Regions from separate parts of the Homo sapiens genome. Here region 1 is linked to region 2. A link is a loop called in an ENCODE intact Hi-C map of the cell type or tissue named here. Cell type or tissue: heart left ventricle. All regions are shown on one strand. Each heading gives the region's core, and the rest is flanking DNA. Links, peaks and the distances in the headings are about the cores only.

Region 1 (11,395 bases), core at 2,204-10,203, 270 kb before region 2:
CAGCTCCTCATCTGTTCAAGTTGGATCCTAAGATTGCAGCAATTCAGCCCCTTCTTCAGGCTCCACTTCTAATTCTAGTTCTCCTGCTGTTTCCCCCACATCTGCAGTGACTTTCTCCACTGAAGTCCTGAACCCCCAAAGTTATCCATGAGGGTTGGAATCCACTTCTTCCAAATTCCTGTTAATATATGGATATTTTCCTTATATACTGGTGTCTTTACTTGTTTCCAACTTCTTATTGATACATGATAGTTGTGCATATTAATTGGGCATATGTAATATTTTGATACATATACACATGTGGGATGATCAAATCAGGGTAATTACGATATCCGTCACCTCAAGCATTTATCATTTCTTTGTGTTGGGAACATTTCAAATCTTCTCCTTTAGCTATTTTGAAATGCACAATAATTTATTGTTTTTTTTGAGATGGAGTCTCTCTGTTGCCCAGGCTGGAGTGCTGTGGTGCAATCTCGGCTCACTGCAACCTCCCGGGTTCAAGCGATTCTCCTGCCTCAGCCTCCCAAGTAGCTGGGACTACAGGTGCCTGTCACCACGTCTGGCTAATTTTTGTATTTTTAGTAGAGACGGGGTTTCACCATGTTGGCCAGGCTAGTCTCGAACTCCTGACCTCGGGTGATCCGCCTGCCTTGGTCATCCACCCACCTTGGCCTCCCAAAGTGTTGGGATTACAGGCATAAGCCACCATTCCCGGCCATTAATTAGCCTAATTCCAATGCTGTTGTGTCTCAGGGAATAGGGAGGCCCAAGGAAAGGAAGAGGGACCAGGGCACGGCCAGTCAGCGGAGCAGTCAGAACACATACAACATTTATCCATTAAGTTTCCCTTCTTATAGGGGCATGGTTTGTGGCATCCCAAAACAATTACAATAGTAACATCAAAGATTGCTGGTTGTGTGCACTGGCTCAAGCCTATAATCCCAGCACTGGAGGAGGCCAAGGCGGGAAGATTGCTTGAGGCCAGGAGTTCAAGGTTGCAGTGAGGTATGACCATGCCACTGCACTCCCACCTGGGCAACAGAGCAAGACTGTCTCAAAAAAAAAAAAAAAAAAAAAAAGATCACTGATCACAGATCACCATAACATATATAATGACAAAATTTGAAATATTGTGAGAAATCCTAAAATGTGACACAGGGACATGAAGTGGGCACATGCTGTTGGAAAAATGGTGCTAATCGACTTTCTCAATGCAGGGTTACAAACCTCCAATCTTTTTTTTTTTTTTTCTTTTGAGACAGAGTCTCACACTGTCACCCAGGCTGGAGTGCAGTGGCACGATCTTGGCTCACTGCTAGCTGTGCCTCCCGGGTTCACGCCATTCTCCTGCCTCAGCCTCCCAAGCAGCTGGGACTACAGGTGCCCACCACCACGCCCAGCTAATTTTTGTATTTTTAGTAGAGACGGGGTTTCACCGTGGTAGCCAGGGTGGTCTCGATCTCCTGACCTCGTGATCCGCCCGCCTCGGCCTCCCAAAGTGCTGGGATTACAGGCGTGAGCCACCGCACCCGGCCACAAACGGCTAATCTTTAAAAAAACACAGAATTTGAGAAGCACAATAAAATGAAGCATGATACGGGAGGTATTCCTGTATCTGAAACCTAAAACACTTTGATACACTGGTGAATCTTCAAGTCAGCTGGGGGTCATTTCAAAAACTCTTTATAAAGGTGCTATCATTCAGATGACTTTGTTAGAGCTAGCCCAATACACTCTTCTACCTGGGGTTTTGGTTGACTCACCTTTGAAAAGAAACTGACTGTCCAGGTGTGGTCCAGCCGGGGTGAAAGCACCAGCAGCAGGTCATTGATGAGCAGTGGTTTGTAATCCAAATAGAACTGCAGGGCTCTGTAACAGAGCTCGACGTTGGCAACCTGTGGTGAGCAAAGCTGAGGGTCAGTCCCTGCCGCTGTCTCCAGATACCCCAGGGCTCCTTCCAGTTTTTGCTCAAATGACACTTTACTACTGAGGCCTGCCATGACTACCCCCTATAAGACTCAATGGCCTGTGAAGGTGCCTCCTCTCATCCCTGAGGTATTTTGTCCCCCAGCACTGACACACTGAGCATTTTTCTTAAGAGGCCAGCCTCAGGGTTTCCTGCCTCAACCCAGCACCTAGACCAGTATCTGATGCAGGGTCCACGATCACTCAGTATCGGCTGAATGAATGAAGTGTAATCAGTCAGAATGAAGCCCCACAGCAAAACCAAACAACAGAGTATGTTTCCATCCAAGCAAGATTACTCCAGCTTTCCTTGGAGGCCTCAGCCTGAGCCATAACCAAGTGGACAGCATGTCCTGTGACATCACCAGAGCTTTTGAGCTGAAACACTGTGGTGCTCAGACCCTGGGTGAGACCTGAAGGCCAGCCCATGCAGAGAGTGGACCACTCTGGGTGGACCCTGTGCCTGTGCTCCTGGGTCTCGAGATTTGGCCAGGCTGCTGTGTCTCTTAGCACTTTCCCCACTGGTCTGCCACCATTCTCTTGCTGGGCGATGTCATCTTTTTTTTTTTTTTTTTTTTGAGACGGAGTCTCACTCTGTCGCCCAGGCTGGAGTGCAGTGGTGCGATCTCTGCTCACTGCAAGCTCTGCCTCCTGGGTTCATGCCATTCTCCTGCCTCAGCCTCCTGAGTAGCTGGGACTACAGGCAGCTGCCACCATGCCCGGCTAATTTTTTGTATTTTTAGTAGAGCCGGGGTTTCACCGTGTTAGCCAGGATGGTCTCGATCTCCTGACCTCGTGATCTCCCCACCTCAGCCTCCCAAAGTGCTGGGATTACAGGCGTGAGCCACCGCGCCCAGCCCTGGCGATGTCATTTGGTGGCTTGCTGACTGTGGCATCGATGTCCAGGGCCTGGACACAGCTCTGTTCAGGGAGCATGCAAGCCAGATGGGCATGAACCAAGACAGTGGTGATGAATGTGTCTGCGTGAGTGTGGGGGTCCCGGGATGTGCACAGGGCACAGCTGGAGCTAAAGTCATGCTGGGATCCCAGGGTGATCACCACTGGAGCCTCCAGCACTGCTGGGTTTGGGTGACCTGGCAAAAATGTGGGGCCCGATGGGGTCTTCTGACTAAAAGGGGTCTAATGGTCCCACTATGGCTTACTGGCCACTTCAGGGTGTCTTCTTTCTCCTTCTCTTTTCCTTTTGTGCTAGAGCACTCACTGTCACCAGAGATTCTGACCCAGACAGGCAGCAGGGTCCCTAGTACCCGCCACCATGGATTCAGAGCAAAACGGTGAACTGGCCGCATCACAAAGCTTCACCTATGGCACTGGTGGGCCCCCAGACTCTGCCACAGGCCACTGTGGGTCCACTCCTATTGGAGCTCTAGCACCTGTCAGCCTTCTAGGCTGGCCCTTTACTCAGCAGCAGGGCCAGGACATGGGGGCCTCAACTAGACACTGAAGAAGCAGAGAGCAGTCAGGATGTGATGTGGGGCTGAAGAGAAGGGTAGGGACTCAAGTTCATCTTCTGTGGCGAATCACCTCCTCAAAGCCCCACCTGCTTCCCCACCAACCACAAGGCTCCTCAGGCCTCCCGTGAAGGAGAGGAACCATCCAAGGACAAGCCCATTTCAGAGACTCTTGCAGGTATCACGCGAGTGGACAGACTTGAAGTGGGGCACCAGCAGTCCTAGCTTCCCTTGTGGGACACCTGGTACCATGTGCACTCTTGGCCCTTTCAACAGGTCCATGCAGCATGGCCGGAATGCCGTTTAAGGTGGAGTATAACTGCCATGTTCCCACCCAGTTCCTCTGGTGTTGAGGCCTGCAGGGACACACATCTCTGTTGGGCTCAGCTGCTGGGATCTGGAGCCCTCTGCACTACAGGAGGAATGGAGCGGCGGGGCCCCTCTGGAGCGTCCTCCAGATCCAAGCTGAAAGACAGGATGGGGTGAGTCCACTAGCCACGCGCCAGGACATGGAGCACTGGCAGGCCCGTGCCCACTAGCATGGTCAGCAAGGACAGCCAGCACCCCAGAAGACATGGTAGTATCCCTGTTTTATACAAGGGAAAACTGAAGGCTGGGCGTGGTGGCTCACGCCTGTAATCCCAGCACTTTGGGAGGCCAAGGCAGGCGGATTGTGTCTGTAATTTATTCCTTCCGGTGGGTTCTTGGTCTCACTGACTTCAAGAATGAAGCCACAGACCCTCATGGTGAGTGTTACAGCTCTTAAAGATGTTGTGTCCAGAGTTTGTTCCTTCAGATGTTGAGAGGTGTGAGTTTCTTCCTTCTGGTGGGTTCGTGATCTGGCTGACTTCACAAATGAAGCTCCAGACCTTCGCAGTGAGTGTTACAGCTTTTAAACCTAGTGCAGACTCAATGAGTGAGCAGCAGCAAGACTGATTGTGAAAAGCAAAAGAACAAAGCTCCCACAACATGGAAAAAGACCCGAACAGGTTGCACTGCTGGCTCGCATGGCCAGCTTTTATTCCCTTATTTGGCCCCACCCACATCCTGCTGATTGGCCCATTTTACAGAGCGCTAATTGGTCCATTCTACAGAGTGCTGATTGGCCCATTTTACAGAGTGCTGATTGGTACGTTTTTTACAGAGTGCTGATTGGTGCATTTACAATCCTTTAGCTAGATGCAGAGTGCTGATTGGTGTACTTACAATCCTTTAGCTGGACACAAAATTTCTCCAAGTCCCCACCCGACCCAAGAAGTCCAGGTGGCGTCACCTCTCAAGATCACCTGAGGTCAGGAGTTTGAGAACAGCCTGCCCAACATGGTAAAACCCTGTATCTATTAAAAATACAAAAATGAGCCGGGCGTGGTGGCAGGCACCTGTAATCCCAGCTACTCTGGAGGCTGAGGCAGGAGAATCGCTCGAGGCTGGGAGGCGGAGGTTGCAGTGAGCCAAGATCGCGCCACTGCACTCCAGCCTGAGTGACAGAGTGAGACTCCGTTTCAAGAAAAATAATAATAAAACAAAAAAAGAAGAGAAAACTGAAGCTGAGATTCCGCCACAAGCTCCAGGATAGCTGGTTGGCGTGCTGTGCTGCACAACCTGAAAGAAGCGCCCACCGGATGCCAGGCACCTGCCATGGACCACTTGGTCGGGAGGAAACATGATGTCCATTGTATGGATGGGATAACGAGGTTCACAGCGGTGACACCCCTAGCCCACATGGAGAGAGACAGTGAATGGCTGAGCTGGGGTGCCCCCCGTGTGAGTTAGCAAGCTCCCCTGCTCAGGCTGCTGCTGGCCCAGCCCTATGGCTAAGTGGATTCCTGCTATCGTGTGCCCCAAATACAGATTGGATGTCGTCCATCTGATTGGACCCCTGCACTGGCGAGTATCCTCCTACCCCCTTCACACCTGAGCTGACAGTGTCTGTCTCCCACACGGCAGGGTGTAGTAGAAGCATCATGAATCACACAAGGAACTGGACTCAGCCATCAGCCCTGCAGGCACCAGATGAGAGATGCTGCTCTCCCACACAGTGAGTCTCAGCTGTCCTGCTATTATTTTATATGCCAGTAAGAAACAAAAGCATGGCCACTTCCACCACGGCTCAGCAATTTTTAAAAACACCCTAATATCAGAGGAGTTACAATGTGAATAAAATACACACAGGATTGATCAAGTATGGATTTTCCAGCACACAGACAAATCTACAAGGCAGCAGCCACGTGTGCCAGGCCACAGTAAGGTATGACCTGGCCGCACTCCCTCCAGCAACCTGCAGACTCTGCTCAGGGTGGGACGCCCCATCAAAGGCCCCCACTTTCACGTACCACCATGCCCAGTAACATGGATGTCCTCCAACAAGAAGCTCGGGCTTGTGGCCTGGTGCTCAATACTGGGTTCCTTCAAATAGTTCCCAGGAAAGGCAGAGGCTGAAGGCCTCACCTGGCAGCACACGTGCCACTCGCGCCCACCCTCAGTAGCCGCATGTGGAAAAGAGGTGCATGAGCGAGGCCACAGCTCACTGCTGTGCCACTCCAGTCACAAGCCGACTGTGACAAGTTAGTTACCCAAAGACCATGGCACAAAGCGCAGATACCCAATGCAAAGGGATGGGGGCTGAGGATAAAGAATTCCAGCCCCTTCACCAAACTCACATACAGAGCTGGAGAGGGGTGGGTCCTGAGGTTGAACTCTCTAAGAGACCGGAAACAAAATAACAAAGGCTCACTTGACCATGGCACCCAAACCCGACACCACCCAACAGTGTGGCTGCTGACAGAGAAACTCGGGTCCCGGTTTAGCCCAGTTAGGCTACAGGATGGAGGCCCACTCCCAGACAGGTAAGGCCGCTGGTGCTGGGGAGAGACATGAACTAAAAAAAAAAAAGGTCCGATGGTGAACAATAACCACAGGAAGTGGGGGTGGGAGCCCTGAGCTGACAGGGCAGAAGGAAGAACGAACTGAGGCCTGGCCACAAGGGCGTGGTATGGTGGGAGGGGCGGGCAGGCAGGGCCACAGGGCCACGGCTGCATGCTGGCCTGACCCTGCCCGCAGCTCAGCTGTGCATCGCTAGACGGGTCACCTGCCCTTCTTAAGTGTCAGTTCCCTTCAAAGATGGAATTACTACCATCTGCCCAGAGGGTGGTGGACTCATACAAGTGAACGCACACACAGCATGGGGGCATGCTGGTACTCATTCCACTCCCACCTGCCCATTCCCCTGCACCCAGAATAGGGCCTGGCAGAGGCTGGCAGGAGCCAGCGCTCTGTATCCCCTCTTACCTTGGTAATGATGTCCTTGAACTGACCCTCCTTCCAGGCCTCAGTGGGGTGGCTCATCATGGTGAGCACAGCATTGTCATACTCCTCGTACTTGTCATAGAGGAACACCAGCTCAGCCCACAGGTGTGCCTGCTCTGCAGCCCTCAGCACCTGGACAAGGAGGTCAGGGTCGGCTTGTGCTGCACGTGGCCACGGCTGCCAGACTGCAAGGAGTACACGGTACCTTTGGGATGTTGACACGGGACCAGAAAAGCTCCAGATGCTCCAGCATCTTCTGTGGCTTGAATTTGGAGTAGAGGATGGCCAGCTCAGTGAACATGCCCATGTGGGCCCGCTCCAGGCCCAGGGCCGCTTCCAACAGCAAGATCAGCTCCTCAAAGTAGCCACGATCCTAGCAGACCAACAGCCACGCGTGGGGCAGAGTGATTGCATGCCTCCTGCAGCCACCCTCCAGCCCATGCCCACGCCGCAGGGACTGTGCTTGTGACTGGGAATGATCCCGAGGAGGCATGTGTGAAGAAAACGTGTATACATACTGTGCTACAGATCATGCCATTTACTTAGCAACTTATTGGATCATCTGACAATTACCAGTGGCACACTGCACTACAATTTTCAAGTTTAGTAAGTGCAAATTAGTATTGCCAATTTTATTTAAAGAATTAGAAAAAAAAATAGGAAGTGGGTGGTAACAGGGTCTGGGAATGATTTGTTTTAATCCCTTGCTACAGCTCATTACTGAGATCCTGGCTCCAACAAACCTTCAACTCCACTCACGATGCCACGTGGCTGTTGTTTCACTGTGTCCCTAATTATGATGGCCAGCCCCTTGCATTCAGCCCCACACGCCTCTGACACTCTCCCTGGACAAGACCAGACGTCTGGTTACAGCCTGCTCAGCATGCAGAAAGCCTGGAGAAACACCCAGCCATGTGACCCTTTCCCTTTACTCTAACGACCACAGCCCTGGGAGGGTCCGACCTAGAGGACTGCCTCACACCTCTTGTTTTCCCAAGGAGGACACCCTTCTGTGCCCCCTCCACTCTCAGACTAACCTCATTTCCCAGTGGCACACTTGTCTGCTGGCAGCATCTGCACCCCCCAATCAGCTACAGACACGCCGCCTGTGCTCCTGTCTGGAACCTGCCCAGCCTGCAGCTCCATCCCACCTGCTTGCCTACCAAGGCCACAGCTCCGGTGACTCCTCATTTCTCTTCTGCCTTATTTTCACTCTCCACAGCTGGGTTCAGCAAGCATCCCGCTCATCCTCCTATCCTAAACACCCTCTTGACCCGATGTCCCTGCTAGCTACCTCCCATTTTTTCTACTTCCTTTTGCAGCAAAAACTCCTCACAACAACCATTCCCATTCCTCTCCCTGTTCTCTCCAGCCACCATCAGGCTGAGTCTCTCCCAAGCTCCAGGTCACAAGCAGCCCCCTGGCCCTGCCATCCTGCTGTCTGCTCAGCAGCAGGCCCTGTCCCTGCTGACCGGCCCCTCCTCTCCAGTGCATCCAGGAGCCAGCACACTCTCTGGGTTTTCTTCCCACTGTACTGGCTGCTCCTGCTCCCCTCCTCAGCCCACCCCTGTTGGGCAGTCTGGTCTTTTCACCTACACTCATCCCCAGGGGACTGCAGGCAAACATAGATGGATGTGGATCACCTATATGTCAGCAACTCCAGGTTCACTGCTCTAGCTAGGCCCCTCCTCTGTGGAGCTCCAGATCTGTCTCCAGCTGCCTACATGATGCCCCCACCTGAACATCCAGCGGGCAGCTCAAGACTTAGCACCATGTGTCCAAAAAGTAATTCTTGTCCTTCCCTCCCGTGCTGCACCTTCAGTCTTCCCCTCATCCACTGGTGATAACTCCGTTATTTCTACTTATTCAAGCCAAAACCAAATGGAGTTATCCTGGGCTTTTCTCTCTCACTCCACATCAGTGCATTAGCATATCAAGGTGGCTGCTCATTCAAAGCACACACCCAATCCTGATGGCCTGATCACCTCTCACCCTGTCACCACCACCCTAGTCAGAGTCACTGTCCCTTCTCGCCTAGACCACTGCAACAGCCTCCAGCTGCTCTTCTGGCTCCTGTCCCTACTCCTCAAGTATGTGTCTCAGCACATGAGCCACCATGATCCTTTTACCCCCGACAGCCCTGCACCCATCCCAAGTACAGCCCGTGACCTTCCTAACGGCCTGAGATCTGGCCCTCCGTCAGCCTCTCTGCCCCATCTCTGGCTCCAGCCCCTTCCTTGAATACACAGCACACTTCTGCCTCAGGACTTTGCCTGGCCACTGACCCTTCCCTCAAATGTTCCCATGACCAAATCCTTCCATTTCTTCAGGTCTTTGCTCAAATGTCACCCCCTCAATTGCTGCTACCTTGACCGCCCCTTTATGAAACTCCATCCAGGCACTCCTATGCCCTCAAACCGGCTCCATTTTCCTCTATAACTGATCACCTTCAAACACACTATATAATTATTCATTAGGTTTGTTGCTTGCCTGCCAACCTTGCTGAATGCCAGTTCAATTAAATAGAGGCTTTTCTGTTTTGTTCACTGACACAATTATTGAGAATAATGCCTAGCACACAGTAAGTACTCAAAGATTTGCTGACTAAATTGTTCTTTTGTCAGCCCTGTACTGCTTGATCACCCTCCCTGTTGGCTTTCCAGTTCATTTCTCAGGCGCCTCTCTGGGGGTGGGAAAGCATTTCTCATTGAAAAGCCATCACACCCAGCTAATATCTGGACACTCTGGCGCTGGTGCGAGCCCCTCCAGACAACGTCTCACATAGTGAGGGGTTTGGGGCTCAATTTCCATGGCCATGGTGACACTGCTGAGCAGAGTCAGATCCCATCTTCGTCTGCCTTGACTAACCATACCTGGAGTTGTCATGTGGCTCTAGGAATCCCACAGGTGGAAGCCCAGGTCCCTAAACACACAAATCACTGTCTACCAACCACTCAAGAGAGCCTACCTACAGCATGAACATACAGGGCCCCACCCTTCCAAAGGGTCCAGGTGGGGTTCCCTCTCTTGCCTGTGCTTTGTCCCTAAGGCACTTGAAAAACAGACTACTGGGGCTGCACACTGTGGGGAACTAGGCTATGGACTAGAGCTCTGCCACCACCAGCCCAGTATTCTCAGCAACCCTCCAAGGGTTGTTCCCGTCATGCAAGCCACTGACTGGGCTTCTGAAGGCCCAATAACACAAGAGGATGGAGAGAACTTAAAAAACACAAAATTCCAGCCAGCCATGAGGTCGAGGATAGCTAACAAGGCAATTGAATTTAGTTCATAAATGACTGTCTAACACATGAATCTTCCCCTCAGGGCCATGCTTCATATTTGCAGATGCAACACTGTGATGGTCACGAGCTAAGGGGATGACCGTGCCTCTCTGTGGAGTGTTTAGGCATCACTTGTCATCTGCATTACCAGCAGAGATCATCTGGTCACCTGGTAATAGCACATCAGCTCCTCCAGCTCATCTGCATGAATGACGATGTGAAGACCACACAGCTGTGCGAAGCGGAACTCTTGTCCATCCATGCAGGCAAAGCACACCTAGGGGACGGAGGGCAAGCGTGAGGGTCCCCAAGACAGGACACAGCACCACAGCAGCTGACTTACAAGGCACACAGTTGCAAATGCAGAAATACCAGCAGTGGGGTATTTTAAGTTGGATTCTGAACAAGTAGCTAACTCTATGATGAATTGTACAAGACTGGGAGAAAAAATATGACATTTGTAATCTGCAGGCCAAGGGGGTGCTTGAGACCATGGAAAGAATAAAGTTTGTGCATTACTTCGTAGGCCCTGAGTTTTGTTCAGGTGGCGGGAAAGTCATGCTGGAATTTCAGGTTTGGGGTTTGAAAAGGAAGGCTAAAAAATAATGACCATCAGAATGCATCTCATCTGAGTGTTGTTTTCACGGGGGAGCTTGTTTTAATAGTTTTTTAGACTACTTTTGTTTTCTGCACTGTACAGTATGTATACTTAATGATAACAAGCCTTGAGAAGTGCAGAATTCCCCTGTACAAAAATAATCACATAAGCCAGTGTCATTAACTTGAGATATAATCTTTGGCCCACTGTTTCCTATGTGTGATGCATACACCAGCACCCTGACAAATTTCCCACATAAACACAGTGGAATTACATCATACATTCTGCATGATGATATATTCCTCGCATAATATTGGCAACATCTTTTCCTGCAACTCTGCCTATTCATCTTAAACAGCAGGGTAGAGTTGTAATGCATACATTAACAAAGGCCTTGGCCGGGCGCAGTGGCTCATGCCTGTAATCCCAGCACTTTGGGAGGCTGAGGTGGGTGGATCATGAGGTCAGGAGATAGAGACCATCCTGGCTAACATGGTGAAACCCCGACTCTACTAAAAAATACAAAAAAATTAGCCGGGCGTGGTGGCGGGCGCCTGTAGTCCCAGCTACTGGGGGAGCTGAGGCAGGAGAATGGTGTGAACCCGGGAGGCAGAGCTTGCAGTGAGCCGAGATCGTGTCACTGTACTCCAGCCTGGGCGACAGAGCTAGACTCCATCTCAAAAACAAAAACAAAACAAACAAACAAACAAAAGGCCTTGACATTAGACCTTTAGGCTAATTTTAATCTTTCATTAAACAATGCTGTTTTG
Region 2 (11,395 bases), core at 1,846-9,845:
ATTCCCTAGTAATACAACCAGGATGCTGTGTGCATCAGCACTTCATTCCTACTCAGAAGGTTCAGTACGCTTCCTTAGCTCTTAAGCATATTCACTCCTCGGCCAGGCGCGGTGGCCCACACCTGTAATCTCAGCACTTTGGGAGGCCGAGGCGGGTGGATTACCTGAGGTCAGGAGTTTGAGACCAGCTTGGCCAACATGGTAAAACCCTGTCTCTACCAAAATACAAAACTAGCCGGGCCTGGTGGCACATGCCTGTAATCCCAGCTACTCGGGAGGCTGAGGCAGGAGAATCGCTTGAACCTGGGAGGTGGAGGTTGTAGTGAGCCAAGATCGCACCACTGCACTCCAGCCTGGGCAACAGGAGTGAAACTAAGTCTCAAAAAAAAAAAGAATATTCACTCCTCAACGGGTCAGAGCTAACCATGGCAGCACTGGCAGCAAACTCTGTTGCCCCAACTGGCCCTGAGATAGATCACAAGGTCACAGTCTCCTCATGATGTTCTGACAGCATCTTCCTCCTCTTTACCCAGAGTCCCAGGGGCTGTTTGATGCCCTCCTGACACCCTGGCCTGCAGTGGTCACCAACTGCCCATCCTCCCAGGGCCCAGGCTCACTGTAACTGGACAGAGCCACTCACGTTCATGTCACACTCAATGATGGACACTGCCTTGTCGGGTTTGGTCTCCATCACACGCAGTTCGTAGATCTGTGGGGCAAACACAGAAATCAGTTGGATGGTTTCCTGGCAGCACTGGAGCTGTCGCTGTCCATGTTACTGTGGCTCTACTGGCTCCTGCGAATGACACAGCATTCATGCCCATGACACAACCTACAGCTGCACTTCTTGCTGTGACAACACTGCCATAAGGGACAGGCTGCCCTGTGCCCATCGCTGAAGAGATGCTGTTCCCCAGATATGGTTCAAATTAGACAAGGTAGTTATACAGCTAACTGCAAAAGACACTAACAACCTTTAACCTGGAAAGTTCACTTCTGGAACTTTACTATTTATTTTATTTATTTATTTTTAGACAGAATCTCGCTCTATCGCCCAGGCTGGAGTGCAGTGGTGCGATCTTGGCTCACTGCAACCTCCGCCTCCAGGGTTCAAGCACTTCTCCTGCCTCAGCCTCCCTAGTAGCTGGGACTATAGGCATGTGCCACTACACCTGGCTAATTTTTGTATTGTTGTAGAGATGGGGTTTCACCATGTTGGCCAGGCTGGTCTCGAACTCCTGACCTCAGGTGATCCGCCCACCTCGGCCACACAAAGAACTGGGATTACAGACATAAGCCACCGCACTCGGCCTTCGAAATTTATTCTAAGTAAATAACTAGCTATACCCAATGAGAAAATTCTAAGAATGCTCATACCAACGTCACTAATACCACTGTACAGATGCTCCTTGACTTATGATGGAACCAAGTCCCATAAACTTATAAGTTAAAAATGTATTAATATTCCTAACCTACCAAACATCATAGTGCAGCCTGCCTTAACCATTCTCAGAACACATACATTAGCCTACAGTTGGGCAAAATCATCTACTATAAAGCTTATTTTATAATAAAATGTTGAATAACTCATGTAATTTATTGAATACTGTACTGAAGATCAAAAACAGAATGGTTGTATAGGTATTCAAAGTATGGTTTTTACTGAATGTGTATCATGTTTGCATCATAATAAAGTTGAAAAATTCTAGGTAGAACCATGGTCAGGGACTGTCTGTATACTCAAAATGCAGCTGAATTATATTTCTTCATATGTAAATTTACAGTTATACAATGGTATGCTACGCAGCCAACAGGAAAATAATTGTAAAACCAGTCATGTTGCTTGTGTCTAAGATGACCTCACCTATGTAAAAAAGGCACATAAAAAATGTCCAGAAGCAGGGCCGTGCGTGGTGGCTCACGCCTGTAATCCCAGCACTTTGGGAGGCCGAGGAGGGCAGATCACGAGGTCAGGCAAATGAGACCATCCTTGCTAACATGGTGAAGACCCGTCTCTACTAAAAAATACAAAAAATTAGCTGGGAGTGGTGGCAGGTGCCTGTAGTCCCAGCTATTCGGGAGGCTGAGGCAGGAGAATGGTGTGAACCCAGGAGGTGGAGCTTGCAGTAAGCTGAGATCGGGCCACTGCACTCCAGCCTGGGCAACAGAGCGAGACTCTGTGTCAAAAACAAACAAACAAACAAGCAAACAAACAAACTCCAGAAGCATAGAAATTAAAAGTGGCCCTATCTACTTTTTCCTGCATCATTTCAGGTTCTTTGCTTTTATCTAAAGTCTGTCTTGCTTTTTTTTTTTTTTTTTTTTCGAGATGGAGGCTCGCTCTGGCACCCAAGCTGGAGTGCAATGGTATGGTCTTGGCTCACTGCAACCTCCGCCTCCCGGGTTCCAGCGATTCTCTTGCCTCAGCCTCCCAAGTAACTGGGACTACAGGTGCGTGCCACCACACCCAGCTAATTTTTGTGTTTTTAGTAGAGATGGTGTTTCACTATGTTGGCCAGGCTGGTCTTGAACTCCTGACGTTGTGATCCACCCGCCTCAGCCTCCCAAAGTGCTGGGATTACAGGCATGGGCCACCATGCCCGGCCAGTATGTCTTGCTTTTACAACCATTTTAAAAAGTCTGGATAGTCCCACCATTTAAAAAAAAAACCTAAGCAGGGCCAAATCTACTTTTAAAAGTGTCATAATTATTGAATAGATAAGGAATAAAAAAAGGATCTGTCATTGTGTGGATATACTACCACTTATCCACTGAGCATCCGGCCTGTTTCCAATCATTTTGCTGTGTTAATGACACTACTATAAACATTCAAACATGTCTCCTAGGGCTTGGCTCATGCTTCTCTACCGTTTTCATGTTTTCAAAAGGCCACAAATAATCAGTGGGTCATAAAACCAACAGGGCTGCAAGCAGAACTGAAAAGGAAAGAATTGGAAGACAGTACCCTAGAAGTACTATTGCATTTAGTAAGGATAAATATTCCTGTGACATTTTCCATTTACTTTTATGTATTGGCATAATATTAAATACTTTTTTTTTAAACTATGGGACCAATTTTCTAGGTTGGTGCTCCTCAAACTACCTGGGAAGACCTAGTTTTTAAAAATGTGCAGTCTGCTGGACTGCCATGTGGTCCTCCTGCACAGAAGCAAGACACAACACACACCAGACGCCCAGAGCTCACCAAGACAAGTACTGGTTCTGTGGCCATGTGTGTGGAGGTTATGACAATGCCAAATTACTATACGTTTCTAAACATTCACTTTTGATTCCTGCTTCCTCGAGGCCCTGGCAACCACCATTCTTTTTTTTTTTTTTTTTCCCTTGAGGCAGGGTCTTGCTCAGTCCCCCAGGCTGGAGTGCAGTGCCTTGACCCTGGCTCACTGCAGACTCAACTGATCCTCCCGCCTCAGCCTCCTGAATAGCTGTAACTAGGCACATGCCACTACGCCCAGCTAATTTTAAAATTTTTTCATTAATTTTTTGTAGTGACAGGATCACACTATGTTACCCAGGCTACTCTCAAACTCCTGGGCTCAAACAATCCTCCAACCTTGGCCTCCCAAAGTGCTGGGATGCCAGGTGTGAACCACGGTGTCCAGGTGATTCTACTTTCTGTCTCCCATGAGTTTGACTACTCTAAGTACTCATGTAAGCGGAATGTAGTATTTGTCTGTCTGCATCTGGTTTATTTCACTGAGCAGAATGTTCATCCATGTGGTAGCATGTGTCAGAATTCCCTTCCTTTTTAATGTTGAATAATATTACATTGTATGTGTGTACCACATATTATTTACCCATTCATCTGCAATTTATTTTTGACTATGGTATGAGTTAGGAACTCAATTTGTTTTTTCATCTTAGGAATAGTCAATATCCCAGATTCCGCAACCCCAGTATCTCCTTTGCCTGGTGACATCAATGCTGCCTCAGTGGTGGACCAAGATTCTTTGTATATAAAGCTTTCTTCCACTGGCCTACTTGTCTACTCCAGAACCAATGCCATATGGTGTCTTAACTACTGGAGCTTTATTACACTCAGCTGCCGTATAGAATCTTCCTTATATATGACCAGATTCTTTTGTCAATATTTTATCTACAATCTATGTATCTGTATCAAGTGACAATGATCTGTAGTTTACCTTTCTCCTATCCTTGTGTGGTTTTGGTGATCAAGGTTATGCCGACCTCAGAGAATGAGTTGGGGGATATGTTCTTTCTCTATTTTTAGAATATCTAAGAGCAATTTATTGCTTGAGTGTGAGGAAGAACTTGCATATATAACCATCTGGGCCTGTGTTTCCTGGATTAAGATTTTTCTGATTGAATTACTTGACTGGCTATACAATTATTTAGGCTGTTTGTTTTTTTTTTTCTTTAGTCAAACTTCAATTACACTTTTCTCTAGGAAATAATTTATCAATGTCAAATAAGTTGGCTCATTTCTTAGTATAAAATTTTTCACAGTTTTATCTTTCAAGATATTTGCTTTATCTAATTCATTTTATTTGTTTTTAAACATTCAATATGCATGTAGACTTTTCAGGGTTTGCTTTTTTTTTGTTTGAGGCAAGGTCTTGCTTTATCACCTAGGCTAGAGTGCAGTGGCACGGTCACTGTTCACTGCAACTTCTGCCTCCCGGACTCAAGTGATCCTCCCACTTCAGCCTCCCAGGTAGCTGGGACTACAGGTGCATGCCACCATGCCCAGCTAATTTTTGTATTTTTTGTCGAGATGGGGTTTTGCCATGTTGCCCAGTCTGGTCTCAAACTCCTGGACTTAAGTGATCCACCCACCTCAGCCTCCCAAATTGCTGGGATTACAGGTGTGAGCTACCACACCCAGCTTCAGCTATCTTTTTTATTAACTTTATTGAATTGTAAACAGAGAACACTTTAATTCTAAACAACTCTCTCAAGAGAGTAAGTCTAGGCCAGGCGCGGTGGCTCACATCTATAATCCCAGCACTTTGGGAGGCTGAGGCTGATGGCTCACCTGAGGTCAGGAGTTCGAGACCAGCCTGGCCAACATGGTGAAACCTCGTCTCTACTAAAAATACAAAAGTAGCCGCAAGTGGTGGCACATGCCTGTAGTCCCAGCTACTCAGGTGGCTGAGATGAGACAGGAGAATTGCTCGAACCCAGGAGGTGGTAGCTGCAGTGAGCCAAGATCGCGCCACTGCACTCCAGCCAGGGTGAGACAAAGAGAGACTCTCTCAAAAAAAAAGAGAGTAAGTCTAAAGACTTACTCTTTTCCAACATTTTAGATGTCATTTTTTAAGCTTCATACATTAAACATTATTACTGCTTTATATGGCAACATTTACCCTGGATTCATATTTGCCAATTTATTTATTCCCTATTCCTTCTTGCTTTCCTTCTAGGATAATGCTTATTCCTAAAGTACATGCTTTTAAAATTCCATTGGTAAATAACCTCTCTCAGATTTGGTTCATCTGAAAATATTTTCACTTTGCCCTTATTCTTTAAGGAAGGTTTTGATGATAGTTACTTGATACTGGCTGTAACTGTTGCTATTCAAAGACCTGCTACTTGCTGTTCTTCTGAAGGTACTGTGTTTTCTCCCTGCTTACCTCTCTGTATTTGGTATTTTCTACCTGTAGCTTATTCTGTTTGTTATACATTATAAATTTCCTGTCATGATGGGCTGACCACCAATTCTAAATCAATTTCAGTTACCATCTCTTCAGATTATTGCAATTCCTCCATTCTTTCCTACTGGGATTGCAATGGGCATGTTTGACTTTCTCAGTGTCTTCAACATCTCAAGCTCTCATATGTTCCATCCCCTTGCTCCTCTGTGTGAAATTCTGTTATTTCTTCAGATTCATCTTTCATTAACTCTTTTATAGCTGTTGTTTAACATTGTTTTTCAAATCTTTCTGGTTATTTTTGATAGCCTTTTGTTGCTCGCTATTATAATTCCATTTTAAAAAATATCTTTGAACATTTTATATCTAATTATTTTACATTTGTATCTAGAAATTCTAATGCTGATTTCCTTAGGGATCTAATTTTTATTGTCTCTGCTTTGGTGTAGTTTAATTATGTGTTCTTTGCTTGTTCAATTGACAGCAATCCCAAAGACGTAACTAAACTGGAGTGCTTTTTCCAGAGAGGATCTGTTTATTTCTCCTGAGACAATGACAACACCCACCTCTGTGTATATTTTACTGCTTTTAAGGGTTCCCGTTCAATCCTGATCTCTGACTCAGATCTCCCACTAGAGCACTGATATGGCCATCTGCCCTCAGGGCAACCCAGCTTAGAGTGTTTAAAATTCTCTATAAGCACAACAGTACATTAATCAGAAGGGCCCATTAGAGGATCTAGTTTTCCCTACTTCTAAAAGTGGAAGTTCAAACCTGTGTTTCAATTTTACATACACTCTTATATAATGTACCCTCCCTTAGAGTGCAAAGTATCAGTACTATCCTTTATCATCAGTTTAGGAGTTATATGTAGTATTACTACCTTAACATTAAAAACAATAACATTAAACTGCCTGTAATTAATTATAAAAGCTTAGAGTATTCAGTTAAGGTAAACGATACCTAAAATGTTCTCCACAAAGCTAAAGGGAACAAGATTATTTCTTAGTTTATTAAAAGGAAAAAAGAAAGTGTGATTCGAAACCCAAGGAACTGAAAAATAAGGTCAGATGCCTCAAATATGAGGAAACTGCCAGAGAATAAGCTGGATCCCTGCACTGACACCAAGGGAGTAACTGGCTAAACCACAGGCAGCTGTGACACAGCTGTGACGGCCCAGTCCCCGAAGGGACCAGAGAGTGCTGTGAAGGAGCTAAGTGCTAGCTTCAGGGAAAGCCCAGCCAAGCCAGGCTGTGGTCACTCCCGAACACTAAGGCTAGCCCTGGCAACAGCTCTGTGGGAGGGTCAATTGTCAACAGTCACAGTGAACAGGGGCACCCATATTACTGTGCTCCATGCCTGTGGTGGGACAGCCTGATGGCAGGATTGCCAACTATTACATCCTCCTGCAGGCATATTCCCATAGGTAATAGGAAAGTGAATGCTTTCTTGAATTTTGGACTAAGTCCTGTCATTTCACTTTACAGTTAAATTGTCTAGATCCAGACACCTAAACAGCATAAAATCAGGGATGAAAACAGAGGCATTCAGACCTGAGAGACTTGTGTCAGAAAGGTCAAGCCTAGAGAAGCTGCTAAGTGAAAACGGAAGCTGAAGAAAACAGGAGGTGGAGGAGGATGTGGGCTCCCAGGAGGAGAGGTGAGCCTAGGAGGTGTTGCCCTAAGGCAGAGCCAGGCTTTGCTTCTCAGATGCCACACAGCACTTGGCCCCACTGAAGGGCCTGTCAGCTTCTGTGGGGCAGGTATCCCAAGGACAAGGACCCAGCAGGGTTGTTATTGTGTCTCCACAGCCCTGCAAAGGGCTTAGCTCAGATTAGAGGTGCAGTGGGGACCTTTCAAACCAAGACAGAACCAGCAGCCTTGCCACCAAGGTACACAGAGGTATGACTAATAAGTCTATCAATGTTCCCCTGTAAATGCAATCTATCCTCAAAACAGAGTTACCAAATGAATTAGGGCTCTAAATATGAACCCGGGAAAACTTAATAACCAAACAGTAGGCAGTAATTAGGTGATAAGATCCAGGCATACGCTGCTTAAAAAGAAGCCCCATTCAAACATTAGAATGGACACTGCAGGTGGCTCTTGTCAGGAATGACCTGCATGAACTGGGCTCACCTTTTCATTATAGTTGATGGCAATCACATCCCCGGTGGTCAGACAGGCAAAGTTCCTAAGTGCGTTTTCTAATCTGCAGACACATTCTGTCAAGGCAACATGGCAAGATGGATACCTTAATCTGAAACAAGTTTCCATGTTAGATGATTACTGGTAGGTAGAGACTGTACCATGATGGTACTTGAAACACGAAGCTTTTAATACAATAAAGTACTACTTGGCAATAAAGAAGGATGGAACTCCTAATATGCAATAATATGGATGAAATGCCAAGCTGGGGTAACAAATGCCAAGCTGGGGGAAGGGGAAATAACCAACCACAAAAGGGCAGTGAGATTCCATCCACATGGAACCCTGAGAAAGACAGATCTATGAGGATGGGAGGTAGCTGAGAGGTTTCTGGGCCAGGGGATCAGGTGGGGACTGACAGGAAAGGACCTTTTGGGGACATGGAAATGTTCTGATTACATGGGTGTATACATTTTCAAACTGGCTGAACTGTGTGCATTTTATTGTATACAAATTATACCATGGGATTTTAAAAAATCCTGTGGGAGTACTAAAGAACAAAAAAGATTTAATGAGTCAGATAGGTCCTCTCAAAAGTTCCTCAAAATCAAAGATGCTTTCATTTATACTTCTGTTGTTTCTATCTTTTGAGCTGATAACTTTAGTTAATAGAAATTAAAATAAAGAAACCAGCAAATACTTTTTATAACAGTAAAACTGTAGAACCCAAATGCCCACACAAGGAAATGTCTATTCATGTGGAATATTTTGCCATGTCTTCCTCATCAATTTGCTGAAGGACTTTACATAAAAAGGTCACATGAAATGTGGCTCCAGAGCCTGCCACTGTGAGTCCAACTTGAGGGTGAAAGGGTGAGGCTATCTAGGTTCACCTCGCTTGGTCAAACAGCTTTCCAGAACCAGAGCAACTTTGTGAAAAGCGCCTTATGTGGTGGATGCTTTCTTTGCTCCCAAATATGAAGTGCCACGGTACGAAGTGCCCTTCCCTCCACTCCTCTAGTGACCCTGCCAGGGCATCTTCTCTGACTTCCACTGCAGCAGCTGGAGGAGCAGAGCCAGAGCCCTCAGGCTGAGAACACGAGGCCTCTGCAGGCAGGGCGGGCTCCCCATATGGCCTCTGCGTACTCTGGCACCTGCTGCAGCACCAGCTTCCCACTTTCTCTGCTCGGTGCCAAGACTGCTTTCATCCAGACCTCAGCCAGACCAGAAAACACCAGGCTCTCAACTGATGGAAGTGACGCCCTTTCTCCACACACTAACAAGTTAATTGTGCTGACAAAACAGCATCTGAGATCAACCTGATAAGTCTGCATTGGGGCAGGGCGCGGTGGCTCATGCACGTAATCCCAGCACTTTGGGAGGCTGAGGCAGGTGGAGCACCTGAGGTCAGGAGTTCGAGACCAGCTTAGGCAACATGGTGAAACTCCGTCTCTACTAAAAATACAAAAATTAGCCGGGTGTGGTGGTGCACACCTGTAATCCCAGCTACTCAGGAGGCTGAGGCAGGAGAATCACTTGAATCTGGGAGGCAGAGTTTGCAGTGAGCTGAGACCGTGCCACTGCACTCCAACCTGAGCAGCAGAGTGAGACTCCGTCTCAAAAAAAAGTCTGCATTGCAACACATGTAAAAACCCTGAGAAAATGGGCATGGCCCATTCCTGGTCACTGACAGCCAAACAAGCATGTCTAGGTCAGAGCTCTGAAGGACAAGTTAACTAGCTCTTCCCATAGGACATCCCCCTGCCTGTGGGACAGGAGGCTCAACAAGGCCATCGTGTCCAGAACATAGGCAGCAAAGAATATACATGGCCCATATGCATCCAGAGCACACCCAGCAGTGCCTTGCTCCTAAGAAAACATGCGGAGAGAGCGCTACTGGGAAAGGAGGCAGCTTTTCTTAACTTCCTATCTGTCTGTGTTGTTTGACTGTTTGTTTTTTTTTTCAAGTATGCATTAAAAAAAAATAAAAAAAAAGAAGTAGAATGGAGTGGCCACTCTTATGCCATGATCGTAACAGGAAAAATCAGGGCCATGGAGCTAGAGATCTTGATTGGTGCACACAGCACCGTCCCGTACCTGCACTGCCTACTTCCTGATGCTGTCAACACATACACCTGGCTTAAGTTCAGAGGTGAACAAAAAGAATCCACTAGAACCTGATACCTTTGCTTTCTGCTTGGTGACATAGAAACTGCAGTCATTGCTACCTATTGGCCTGGAGTGAATCAGCTCTCAGGCTGGCATGCAGTGAGGTTGACGGGCCAGTGCACAGCTGGGCGGAGGTACTAGGGAGCCACAGAAGGGGCTGGAGCTGAAGGCAGATAAGCTGCTCCCTCCTTCCACTGGACATACTGTGCATCCTGGCTTTGTGCCAGGTGACACAGACCAACTGAAAGAAGGGCTTCATTGTGGTCTCCATGAAGTGTCTGGAAAGTGACAGAGGTGGCCCAGACAGCACCCAGTGCACTTGGCCAGGGCCACGCAGATGTGCTAGCTGAACCCCATTATTCTCAAATCACAACTTGAATCACAAATGTGTGATCCCCAAAGCAGGCACAGATTCAATACAGTACATGATGTTTAACAACCGCCAGCACACTCTCCTTTGTCTAGAAGAACTCCGCTTATTTGAAAAAGATACACGGCTTTGGGGTTGGTGATGTCCAGGAAGTCAGGGCTCTGAGGTTGGAATTTGGAGTAGGTGGCCACTTGAAGGTTGACGCTCTCCACCTGGACCAGGCCGCCTTCTTCCAAGAGTAAGTTCTGCATCATCTGAAAGGAAGAAGAGGCTACATGAGACTCCTAGAGATGAAGCAGCCTCCACAACCACTGCTCCCTATACACTGGGCAGGCCCGTCTTACTTGGGTCCTTGGAAGAGGAACCTGAGCCAAGATAAGTAATTCGTGATACTATGTCAGGAAGGAGGGAAAAATCAAGTGATGTGGAAGGAAGAAGGCCAATAAAGGGGTGCTACTGAAGCTGTATAGCTCACAGTGTGAACGCATCTCTGCAGGGCTGCCCGGATTACTCACTAGCTCCAGGCTTCCCAGGGGCAGAGCATTTTCCTGGAATAGTCACTCACTGTACTTCCAAGCTGTCCCACAAGCAAATTATAAGGCCCTGCGTCAAGTAGGGCTGCACCTGAGGTAGGACAAAAGCAGCACAAGGCAAGGCTGACCTGGCAATGGAATGGCCCACCACAGCTGAGGCTGCAAGATGGTGACAGACCCCAGAGGTCTCTGCTAAGGAGGTTATAAAAATCTGACAAAGCCTCCACATGTCTCTATTAAACAACCCAGCCAGGTAGACGACGGCTGAGAAGTGAGACGGAAAGAGATAAACAATGCCCATGAGTACTGGGTGTGCAGGGAGTCCAGACTCAGGTCAGAAGCTCTATGTCTCTTGCAATGAAATTTTGCTTGTCTTATTTGAAACCGTCTTAAAAGGGGTGTCAGACATATACATCAGTAGAAAGAGCCGTAGAAGAGAGCTCCCACGCACCGAGCCCTGACAGTTGGACAGTGCTCACGTCGTGGCTCAGTCCATCGATCAGCACTACCTCACACCCAGTCCCAAGCCACATTAGATGCCCT

Evidence for each region. Peaks named below come from ENCODE experiments on the same cell type or tissue, not always from the same donor. Only the 100,000 strongest peaks of a DNase experiment are listed, where the experiment ranks them.
Region 1: a loop joins it to region 2, with 2.5 times the contacts of the local background. A loop is called at or near these places in 9 of 110 quality-filtered maps.

What each region holds. Positions count from the first base shown.
Region 1 is chr22:19,189,538-19,200,932 of GRCh38, forward strand. CLTCL1 (clathrin heavy chain like 1) reads right to left here. Exons shown (of 33, transcript NM_007098.4): 24 at 10,197-10,304; 25 at 6,952-7,119; 26 at 6,729-6,878; 27 at 1,767-1,898. It overlaps LOC112268289 (a long non-coding RNA gene), which reads left to right and starts at 7,107. Exons shown (of 2, transcript XR_002958736.2): 1 at 7,107-7,352; 2 at 10,071-10,552. In heart left ventricle, for the core only: no CTCF peak of the experiment used is centred there; no DNase peak of the experiment used is centred there.
Region 2 is chr22:19,457,431-19,468,825 of GRCh38, forward strand. UFD1 (ubiquitin recognition factor in ER associated degradation 1) reads right to left here. Exons shown (of 12, transcript NM_005659.7): 5 at 10,443-10,573; 6 at 7,772-7,844; 7 at 641-709. Among named protein-coding and RNA genes, the nearest start is that of C22orf39, 15 kb to the left of the region's middle. In heart left ventricle, for the core only: no CTCF peak of the experiment used is centred there; a DNase peak (open chromatin) is centred at 6,841.